Regions from separate parts of the Homo sapiens genome. Here regions 2 and 3 are each linked to region 1. Evidence: chromatin contacts called from ENCODE Hi-C or POLR2A ChIA-PET data. All regions are on one chromosome and are shown on one strand. Each heading gives the region's core, a stretch centred on a gene start or an enhancer-like site at or near the end of the contact. The rest is flanking DNA. Distances are from core to core; before and after follow the strand shown. Region 1 overlaps ZDHHC3 (zDHHC palmitoyltransferase 3). Region 2 holds the start of ZNF35 (zinc finger protein 35). Region 3 holds the start of ZNF197 (zinc finger protein 197).

What was found. Hi-C counts contacts between places; a loop is a spot of excess contacts on that map. ChIA-PET counts read pairs that join two places held with the same protein, here RNA polymerase II (POLR2A). Pooled maps may share reads with other maps.
Region 2: a loop to region 1 is called in a pooled map, with 2.3 times the contacts of the local background. The contact joins the promoter of ZNF35 here to the enhancer-like site in region 1. A Hi-C loop is called at or near these places in 1 of 50 pooled maps. POLR2A ChIA-PET finds 5 or more read pairs at or near these places in 3 of 52 experiments (CD8-positive, alpha-beta memory T cell, PC-3 and naive thymus-derived CD4-positive, alpha-beta T cell).
Region 3: a pooled map shows a loop between it and region 1 (2.2-fold over the local background). The contact joins the promoter of ZNF197 here to the enhancer-like site in region 1. A Hi-C loop is called at or near these places in 1 of 50 pooled maps. POLR2A ChIA-PET finds 5 or more read pairs at or near these places in 3 of 52 experiments (HEK293, activated CD8-positive, alpha-beta memory T cell and naive thymus-derived CD4-positive, alpha-beta T cell).

Annotation. Positions count from the first base shown.
Region 1 is chr3:44,953,756-44,957,286 of GRCh38, reverse strand. The region is part of intron 2 of ZDHHC3 (zDHHC palmitoyltransferase 3); the gene reads left to right. Among named protein-coding and RNA genes, the nearest start is that of ZDHHC3, 21 kb to the left of the region's middle. Within about 2 kb of position 2,189, at least 9 of the 41 ENCODE cell types and tissues checked have a DNase peak (open chromatin) inside an H3K27ac peak, as active enhancers do; they include PC-3, where a contact is called at or near this core.
Region 2 is chr3:44,647,144-44,650,463 of GRCh38, reverse strand. ZNF35 (zinc finger protein 35) reads right to left here and starts at 1,732. Exons shown (of 4, transcript NM_003420.4): 1 at 1,630-1,732. It overlaps ZNF660-ZNF197 (ZNF660-ZNF197 readthrough), which reads right to left. Exons shown (of 8, transcript NR_147692.2): 8 at 1,993-3,320. It overlaps ZNF197 (zinc finger protein 197), which reads right to left. Exons shown (of 6, transcript NM_006991.5): 6 at 1,993-3,320. All of the region lies in intron 2 of ZKSCAN7-AS1 (ZKSCAN7 ZNF cluster antisense RNA 1), which reads left to right. RefSeq lists enhancers at 1,250-1,359, 1,440-1,609, 1,488-2,047.
Region 3 is chr3:44,623,672-44,627,064 of GRCh38, reverse strand. It overlaps ZNF197 (zinc finger protein 197), which reads right to left and starts at 2,029. Exons shown (of 6, transcript NM_006991.5): 1 at 1,922-2,029. All of the region lies in intron 2 of ZNF660-ZNF197 (ZNF660-ZNF197 readthrough), which reads right to left. The region is part of intron 2 of ZKSCAN7-AS1 (ZKSCAN7 ZNF cluster antisense RNA 1); the gene reads left to right. It overlaps ZNF197-AS1 (ZNF197 antisense RNA 1), which reads left to right and starts at 2,268. Exons shown (of 2, transcript NR_046658.1): 1 at 2,268-2,343. RefSeq lists an enhancer at 1,194-1,696 and a silencer at 1,676-2,025.

The sequences.
Region 1 (3,531 bases), core at 940-3,439:
TCACTTTGTAGTGACGGGGTCAGGTAGGAAGGACATGATTGAACAGGGTATTTTGGAAAGTGGTAAGTGCTTTAAAGACAATAAGACAAAGTGACCAGGATGATGTGCTGTTGACTTTCTGGGGCAAAGGGGGACTACTTTAGATCAAGGTGGTCTAAGAAGTCATCTCTGAGGTGGTGCCTTTTGAGCTGACCTGAATGGCATGAAGCTACAAGCCAGGCAGACGAAGATCCAAGGGTAGAGAAAAGAGTAGATTCAAAGGCCCAGAGACAGAAACATGCTCAGCACATCTGAGAAACAGGACTAGGACCAGGGTGATCAAAACATGGTAGGTGGGGGTAAGAGTGGTTGGAAGAGGTGAAGAGGGCCTCAGAGGCCAGATTGTGCAGGGCCTGGTAGGCCTCATGAGAACTTTGGATTTTATTCTAAGTGCAGCCGGCAGCCTTCAGAGAGACAGGGTGTGATCTGATTTGCATTGTGCTTGCAATGGAGGTTCAAGGTGTTACAAGTAGAAGCAGGGGGACTAGAGGTATTGCAGTGGTCCGGGCAAGACATGGTGTGGCTCGGACCAAAGTGAGAGCAGTGAAACCAGAGAGAAGCTGTTGGATTTGGAGTCTGTTTTAAGCTATTAGTTTTCAATCCTGCCTGTACCATCTCTTGGAGAGCTGTTTAAAAGTACTGATGGCTGGGCCTCACCCCCAGAGACTACTATAATTGGTCTGGGGGCAGGGCCCTGGGTATTCGAATGCTTTAGAGCTCCCACGTTTCCCTCACATTTACCTCTCAGGCCAGGCCTGAGAATGCAGTTCAGAACTGACAGAATGGAGAGAGATTGGAGAGTATACCTTCCAGAGTCTTAGCTAGAGCAGCCTGGGGAGCACTGGTGCCCATTATTGATTTTGGAGGAGAAATCAAGGCTTATGTTCTAGTCAGACTGCCACTATATTATGTGCAAGGAGAGATGCTAGGTGGGCAGTAGATAGTCAGTCTGGAGCTGATGGAGGATCAGGGTTGGAGAGAGTGTGTGTGGAGGTCATTGGTTTCTGTAAGGCATGTGAAAACAGGGAACTGGATGTTGGGCAGTGAGAGGGGAGCCTTCTGCCCTGGCATTCCCACTGCCCTCACATACATGGGTTCTTTACCCACTGCATTGAAGCGTACAGCCTCTCCAGGGACCTTGGCCAGCTGGCCCTTGCAGTGGATGCAGAACAGCATGATTCTCACTGTGGTGTGTTGCCAGCTTCCAATCCCAAAGCAGTGAGAGGCACAGACTGTATCCTAAACAACAGTTAGCTTCCCAGAGGTGTATTTTGCTGGTAGCCCCAAAGATAACTGGCCCCAAAAATGAAGAATTTGTCAAATATCTACCATTAGTAAGGGAAGCAACTGAGAGCATGTTCTATAGATGTGCCCTATTTTAGGGTCTTCATGCTACCACCTGCCTCTGCCCATCCCCAGCACATGATATCTCATGCAAAACCCAGTATGCAAAACAGAGAGGTGGGGCTGCAGAAGCGGGAGCTCCTAAGGCACTGCTGGGGCACCCTGGGATTCCAAGGAGCAGAGTTGGAAGCCCAGGTGATAAGCAGGTAAGTTAGGGGTTCCTTATTAATATTGCAGTCGTCTTTTTTTAGAAAGTGGTCACTGCAGGGTTCTAAGGAGTTCCCTAATGGGATTATGTTTTATATCTCAAGAATTCATGTTGCACATACTTTTTCAGAACAGTTTATATCCAAAGGTTATAAGCAATGTATGCATTGTGTATCACTTTGGTTTGTTATCATTACTAGTTTAAAATATATATATATACATATATATATATATATATAAAAACCTTGTGGTCTCCCTCAAGCAGTTACTTTACCACTTTCAGCTTTGGAATAATTATTCCAAGTGTAATATCTGAACAATTGCAACCACTATAGCCTTCTGGACCATTTTTCAGTGATTTACTCCAATGTAGCAGTAGATAGGTCCACATAGAGCTTGAAAAGAAAAGGGAAGTGGGAAATGACTCACAGATTTGTAAACAGCCCCCTTGGAAGTGAGACAGCCGTTTGAGAAATAGGGCAAAAGGGACAGGTCTCTAAACAGAGGGAGGAGGACAAATGGACAGAGGAGCAGGGCAGGTGCCTCACTTGACAGGCAGGCTGGCCTGGAGGCAGCATGGGTGTGGGCAGGAGCACAAGTCAGGCTCATGTTTGGTCTCCTGACGCCTTCTCCTTGCCCACTCTGAGGTTGTGTAATGTCATTATAGGGGCTTTCTGTGTTCTGGAAACACTTTAGACGTTTATAAGTCTAGAATGGCTCCATGTGTCCTGAGGAGGCAGCCTCTTGAAGACAAACTGGACTCAGAAACCCTTATCTTACTACCCTTCTCTCTCTTTTCCTCATTTCTTGGTTTCACCACCTTTTCTTTTCCAAATTCCTCATTCTCTGAGCTCCCTCAGGAATCCTGAGGGGCTTCTTTATTTCTGAGACAATGTCTGTCTCCCAGAAGATGCTTAAACGTGACAGATGTAGATTGTTTCTTTTTGTCCTGGCTGCCAGGAAGCTCAAAGCCAAGTGTTACACAATGACAGTAATTGTATAAACCCTTATGATCAGTATATTTTTGCCCCTCCTTTTTTGGATCTTATCGTTTATTAACTTCATAAATTATTTCAAATCTGAGACTTGAGAAAAGGAGGAATATACAGTCATGTGTCACTTGATGGGGATAAGTTCTGAGAAATGTGTTGTTAGGCAATTTGACCATTGTGCAAACATCATAGACTGTACTTACACAAACCTAGATGGTACAGCCTACTGCACACCTACGCCGTATTGAATAGCCTCTTGTTCCTAGGCTACAAACCCATGCAACGTGTTACTGTACTGAATACTGACTGTGGGCAACTGTAACACGATAATATTTGTATATCTAAACATAGAAATGGTACAGTAAAAACATAGTATTATAATCTTGAGGGACTTGTCATTGACTGAAACATCATGATGTGCATGACTGGATTTATAGTCAATTTAACCACATTGTTAAGGAAAAGAAAATTCGTCTGTCTACCTGCTCCCCCACCCCGACCCCTCTTGAATCCCACTCTGTGAACACCTTGCTGTAAACAGACCTCCATGACTATCTCAGACCACTACCGGCCACTGATTTTCATTTCAGCTGCCAAAAGTCATTGAGTGGAAATATTGGGGCTCACTTCAAACATGCAATTGGTATTCCCTTCTGGAGTCTCTTTCAACAGCCTTACAGAGCATGTGCTGTGTTCAGAGCCCAGGTGGCAAGTATTTCCTGGAAGGGTAGCATGGCAGCATGATGTTGGACCTGTGGGAACATAGAAGAGGAACAGCAGGCCAGGTGCTGGATGCAGCCAGAGAAGCGCCTTGTGCATCTTGCCCAGAAGTATTGGCACATTCACTGCATCAGGTTAGGGGACTTGCCTGAGGGTCCATTGGAGTATCGTGCTGCATTCTCCCTCATGCCAGGCAACTTCTCACCCCTGCCCCCGAGCAACTTATAAA
Region 2 (3,320 bases), core at 483-2,982, 310 kb after region 1:
AACAAAAAGATTTTTTATTGCCAAGGATACAAAATAATGTGAACAAAAGGATCCCAAGAAAAAGACTGGGAGTCTTTATACCAACGTGTTAGCAGTGGGTAGTTAACTCTGGATGGTGTAATTACAGGTAGTTTTAAGGTTCTTTTCATTTTTTTTGTTTGATTTTTACATTTTCCATAGCTTCCAAATGTCCTGTGAGATAAAATATTACACTTAAGATTTAAAAAAAGATTACTTTCATGTTGCCATTCTTCATGCTTATTTTAAATGCTACACAATAACCTATGGTGTTGATAAATCTTCACTCTCATTGAAAAAGGATCAAGTAATACAGAAATATATAGAATTAAATATATAACCTACACACACTACACACACACACACACACACACACAAAGTACTTATCAGTTTAGATGGGAGTCCTAACCCATTTTCTCTGCATTTACATACTTATATGTTCACCTTCACACATATTGCTTATTTTTCAAAAACATACTTTAGATCATCACAGTTATATACTGTTCAGCAACCTGCATTGTTTTTTAACTCAATTTCCGTATTTCACAATAGTCTTAACAATCTTTCAATACAACACATATAGAACTACCTCATTCTGGCATAGTATTCTAAATTGTGGCTATATTATCATTTACTTAATCATATTCTATTTATGAACCATTTATTTAGTAAAAGTTTATATTTCCATTTTATTAATATTTAAAAGTTTTTCTTTGTAAATATTTTTTTTTTGCTGAATTATTCCTTTAGAATAATCAGAGAATTACTGGTTCAAGGATTTGCTGGTTGATATGTACTGTCAAATTGCTTTCCAAAAGCACCATGCCAATTCACACCCCCACTAATTGACAGTAACCCTTTATCACAGCTAAGCCAGCAGGGTTTTTGTTTTTAACCTGTGAGCAAAATAACCTTACTAGTTTGATTGCTTATGAAGAGATTGAAATTTTTCTTTCTAACCCCCTTTGAATGTTTTATTGGAAAAGGGTGCGAAATCTTATTCAATCCCCTGTTGCTGCTATTGAAGTGATCATACTCTTTTCCCCATGTCAACTTACTGGCCACTTACTGTATACACTGAATTTATTAAGTAATGCAATACTTTCATTCCTGTGACAAACCTTAATTCTGGAGGACTATTCTTTCCATCACTATCCGAATTCAATCTGGTATGAAGGTCCTTAAGACTAGTTCCACCTTGTGTATAAGACTGCCTACAGTGAGTACTCTCATCAGACTTCTGATCAGATTCTGACGGACCTCCGGTCCCAGACGGCACAGGGCCCTCTATCAAAGGCTCCCTTTCAACGTCCTTTCTCTATTTCCAAACGTGGCAATCCATTCTTTCCACGTATAGGCTCCTCGCGGCCCTGTCCCTGGGACCTATCTGGCCCCTTGGCCGGTCCGTGTGCATCCTCTCCCGGACCAGGCCCCAGGTGGGCAGCAGCCGGGATTCCGAGGCGGTGGGGAACTCACTGCCCCCCGCACCCCGACAGACAAGGCTGGTGTCCCCGGGGAAAGGACGCAGGGGCCGCTCCTAGGGCCATGGCCCCTGGGAGAGCCCCTTTTTCTCCCTCGACGTTCGTGCCCACCCCCTCCGACCCCACTCACTGTGCGCAGCTGAGAAGCCCGACCTGAGTTCACTGGCTCTGCAGCAGGAGGCTGGCTGACCGGTACTTCAGCTTCTACCGGCACGAGAACAATGACCGGACAGGAAGTGCCTCGGGATGGGCTTCCGGCTCCCCAAGTCGCCAAGCCGGCCTCTCTAGGAACCTCGGAGGTGCTTTCCTCTCGATGGGTGTCCAATGTCGCCCCAGACCAGGGATGGGGCAGAAGCGCTTAGGAGGATTGTGCTGTTGGAAGCTCTAAGTGAGCCTCAGGGAGGGGCGCATCCCAAGCAGGGATGAGACACTCAGGCGAGGCGCGCACCCAAGAGCCTGAAGCTACACAGCATTAATCTGTAGAAAGCCCTGATAATTTCCCCTCAAATGTTTTATTTTGAAAATATCAGAGTACAGAAGAGTTGAAAGTATGGCACATTGAATACCCGTATTTTCCATGTGGACTCAACAATGAACATTTTGCTATGTTTGCCTGATCTCTCAATACATATTTAAAATCATTTTTTTGAAAGTTGTAAACATCAGAACACTTCATTCCAAATACTTCAACATGCATCCCTTAAGATTAAGAATATTCTTCAAACTACCACCACCGTCACAGGTAAGAAAATCAACAAAAATTCCCTAATACCATCTAATAACCAGTCATATTCAAATTTCCCAACTGTCCTAAAACATGTATTTTATAACTTTTTTTCAAATCAGTTTCACACACTTTAGTTGGTTACAGCTCTTTAGTTTTGGGTTTTCGTTGCCATTGTTGGTTTTTACTTTTTATTTTGAAATGATAGAATCACAGGAAGTTGCAAAGATAGCACCCTTCACCCACTTTCCCCTCATGGTTACATCTTACATAAAATGAAAAAGGAAATCAACATTGGTACAGTATGTGTGTATAGGTATAGCACCTATAGATTTGTGTAACCACCACTGCAATCAAGATACACAAGTGTTCCATCACCACAAAGACCTTTCTGGTGCTACCTTTTAATAGTTCCATCCAACCCTCTCCCCATTTTTCCTCCCACCATCCCTAACCTTTGGCAACCATTAATCCATTTTTCATCTCTATAGTTTTATCATTTTGAGAATGTTATATGAATATTTTCATACAGAATATGGCCTTTTGTGATTATTTTCACTCAGCATTAATTCCCTTGAAATTTATTTGAGTTGTTATGGATATCAATAAGTCAATTTTATTGCAGAGTAACAAGTATTCCATGGTAATACATAAACCACAATTTGTTTTAACCACCTAAGGAAGGATATATGGGTTGCCTACAGGTTTCGACCATTACAAATAAAGCTGCTATGAACATTCGTATACAGGTTTTTGTGTGAACGCAAGTTTTCATTTCTCTGGGATAAATGCTCAGAAGTGCAATTCCTGAAGCATGACATATACATGTGTGGTTTTACAAGAAACTGCCAAATTATATTCCAGAGTGGCTGTACCATTTTACATTCCCAGCAATGTATGAGATCCTGTTTCTCTTCATCCTTGCCAGCAGTTACCACCATTAAAAAAAAAAAGTTAAGCTATTCTGATAGGTGATATCTCACGATTTTACTCTGCATTTCCCTCATGCCTAATGATGTTGAACATCTTTTCATTTGCTTATTTGCTATCTATACTTCAGTGAAATGTCTGTCTTTTGCTTATTTTCTAATTGTATT
Region 3 (3,393 bases), core at 780-3,279, 330 kb after region 1:
ATGAATGACGTGGTACATTTTCCTCTTCTCAATAATATGTCTTAGAGATCTTTCCTGTCAATACACAGCCCCTCTCCGCATTTTTATGGATGCATAGATGTATCATAATTTATTCATGCCAGCACTGATGGAATGTTTGGGTAGTTTTCAATCATTTCTTATTACCAACAATATAATCATGAATAATCTTGGGCATACATCAGTTTGGATGTGTGTAGGCATATATAAGAAAAATTCCTTGAATCAGAATTGCTGAGTTAAAAGGTATATACATGTATAATTTTGATATTGCCAATTTGACCTCACTAGGATTGAACCAATTTATAATTTATACTCCCATCAGAAACAGCTGTATGGGAGTGCCTTTCCTCACTTTCACCAATATGTTTCTCAAAGTTTGTGCTCTTCGCCAAATTTTTGACTTGCATTTTGAACGAATTAATATAGAGTCATTTGTATATTTTTTAAAGTAACTATTCATATATTTTGCCCATGTTTCCATTGAGGTGTTGGGTCTTGTTAATTTGTACACACTTTTATCACAGGAAAATTAGTCCTTTGTTTACAATGGCAGCTGCAAATTTTTCTCAGTTTGTCAAGTGTCTTTGTGACTATATATGCCATGTGACTTTGCTTAAAGTGTTTTTTGCCATGCAGTCAATCTTTTACGACTTCTGGGTACTGTACCACAATTAGAAAGACCTTTTTCACTCTGAGCATGAAGAGAGTCTTAAGTGGTGTCAGGACTCTATTAGTGAGAAATGGTGGGGGTGGGAGGGCTGGATATCAAGAAAGGTCAGTTAGGTTTTTCTAATAGTCTAAACACATGACTTAAGTTCTAAACGAAGTAGGGATAAGGCAATTGAGAAAAACTTGGTAGTCCTTGGTAACTGATCTGGGGGTGATGGAAAGGAATTTTTAAAAAGAATTTTGAATAATTTTCAAATAACATAAAAATAACAAATTCTTAAACATACATTTTATTAGCTTCTCACAAAAGGTTTTCAAAGCAGAAGTTAAAAAAAACAAAAGGATCAGAGGAGCGAATCCACTCAAGGCCACTTAGCTAACTGAGACATGGGAGCAAATTCTGAATTCAGGGATTCTAATTCCAGAAGTCCAAAACAATTCCATCTACGAAGAAACTTATGAAACCCAAACAACCCAAACTGTTCTAAAACAACAGTTTCCAAACACCAGTCCACGACAAAGCTTTAATCTGGTAAGCTGCAAAAAGAGAAAACCAGTAACAATCGTCGCTGACAGGTTGGCAATGAGTGTGTGTGTGTGTGTGTGTGTGTGTGTGTGTGTGTGCGCGCGCGCGCGCAAAGGCCAGCATTTATTCTGAGTTTACGGTCTTAGTACTTTGTGTTAAAATGTATTGCCTGAAGTAATGTTGGTATGGGTGGTTTCAAGTTTGAGTTTTTCAAGTTTGATTTTTAAATACCATTATATTACAAAACTAAAAGACTAAAAAAGCTAAAATCGTTCCACCCCTTAAAACAAACAAACAAAAAAATCCGTCCTCAAGAGTCTGGGCGCCACCGGTAATAGGGAAACCTCAGAATGTTTCTGTGGATTAGCCTCAGACAAGACTGAGGAAGAGCAGAAAGGCCTGAGCTGGGGGAGCAGGCTACTGAGGCAGCTCTTCTCAAAGCGCCAGCAGAGTCCGTTAGACAGGAGCACCGGTCCACAAACACACACAGACTCGGAGCTGCTGTCCTCAGTACTTCCCTCGGGCCGGCTGCCTGCCCAGCCGAGGCCACGACGTCGAACCCCAACACGAAGCTGGCGACGGACCATGCCGGGGGTCAGGGCCCGGGAGAGGCTACCGAGGGCTGTGCAGTCCCAGCAAGCTCAGGCCCGCGTCCCGGGCCGCCTTCCCTGCACGCCCACCCGCCCCCGAGCCCACCCCGCTCACCGGGGGCTCCCGCTGCGGCTCCAGCCTTGCGTACCGCCGCCTCGGCGCCAGGCCGCTAGGAGATGACACAGGAACGAGCCCTTCCGGCAGCCGAGGCACAGAATAATGGCCGAGCCGAGAATACTGCGACTTCCGGTTGCACCCCGCCCCTCATCCCGGATCTCTAGGAAGCCACATCTCTATGGTTCGTTTCTTTTCCCAGAACTGGGGAAGAGAGGCGGAACTCCTGAGCCCTTGGGTACTAGTGTTCCTTACATCGAACAAGAACTGGCCGCTGTTTCAGACCGGAAGGGTGCAGAGATGAAAGACAGGACCCAGGGTCTCAGGATGCCTGTTGCCTCCTAAGAGAGTTGGACATTTCTATTTTGATTTGCATTTCAATTGAGGTTGATAGGGAGTGACCTTCACGTCTGAATGACCTGGTAGGTGACTTTTCTGGTCTCTTCTTGAACTTATGCAATTCTCACTATAAATAATAACATGACTTATAAATCACCCTCTTGTGAATTCGCTTACTGTGGTGTATCTCTTGCCCACATGATGACATATTGGAGCTATGATATTAAATAATAATCAAGTTGATGGTGCAAGGTAATGTGCAAATGGTAGGGACATCTCTCCCCTGAAAGAAGAGGTTATTCTAGCTGTCCATCGCCCTGGGTAAAGTCAGGTGTATATAAAGGAAACTGGCACTCTGATCCTCTCTTTGGTCTTCAGTCTCTTAAGTTTGGACTTCTGGAACTGACACCCCTATATGGGACTATGGCTGAAACAAGTCTCCAAAAGGGCAAAGGCCATGTCTGCATGGATCCCATGTATTTAGCACCTAGTACAAAGCTGAAGCCATATAGGTTGTAGATGAATGTTTATTCAATGAGCAAGGTTCATGTTATTCTGTTTATGTCTTTTTTTTTTTTTTGAGATGGAGTTTTGCTCTTGTTGCCCAGGCTGGAGTGCAGTGGCGCAATCTTGGCTCACTGCAATCTCCACCTCCCGGGTTCAAGCGATTCTTCTGCCTCAGCCTCCTGAGCAGCTGGGATTACAGGCACGTGCCACCATGCCTGGCTATTTTTTTTTTTTTTTTTTTTTTTTAGTAGAGACGGGGTTTCACAATGTTGGCCAGGCTGGTCTTGAACTCCTGACCTCAGGTGATCCACCCCCACCTTGGCCTTCTAAAGTGTTGGAATCACAGGCGTGAGCCACCGTGCCAGGCTTATTCTGTTTATTTCTTTATGTTCTCTCCTGGCATTCATTAAACAACATACTTAAACTTCAGCCTTGATTCATTCATTCATTCAACTACTGAGTACTTGCCATATGCCAAATACTGTTCTGGGCACTAGGGACATAGATAAAGAGGTAAAGTCTCTGTTCTCATGGGGCTTACATTTCTAGTGGGATAAACAGAAAACAAATATAAAAATGTGTCAGGTGGTGGTAAATGCTAAGAAATGTGAAAGCTGATCATAAGA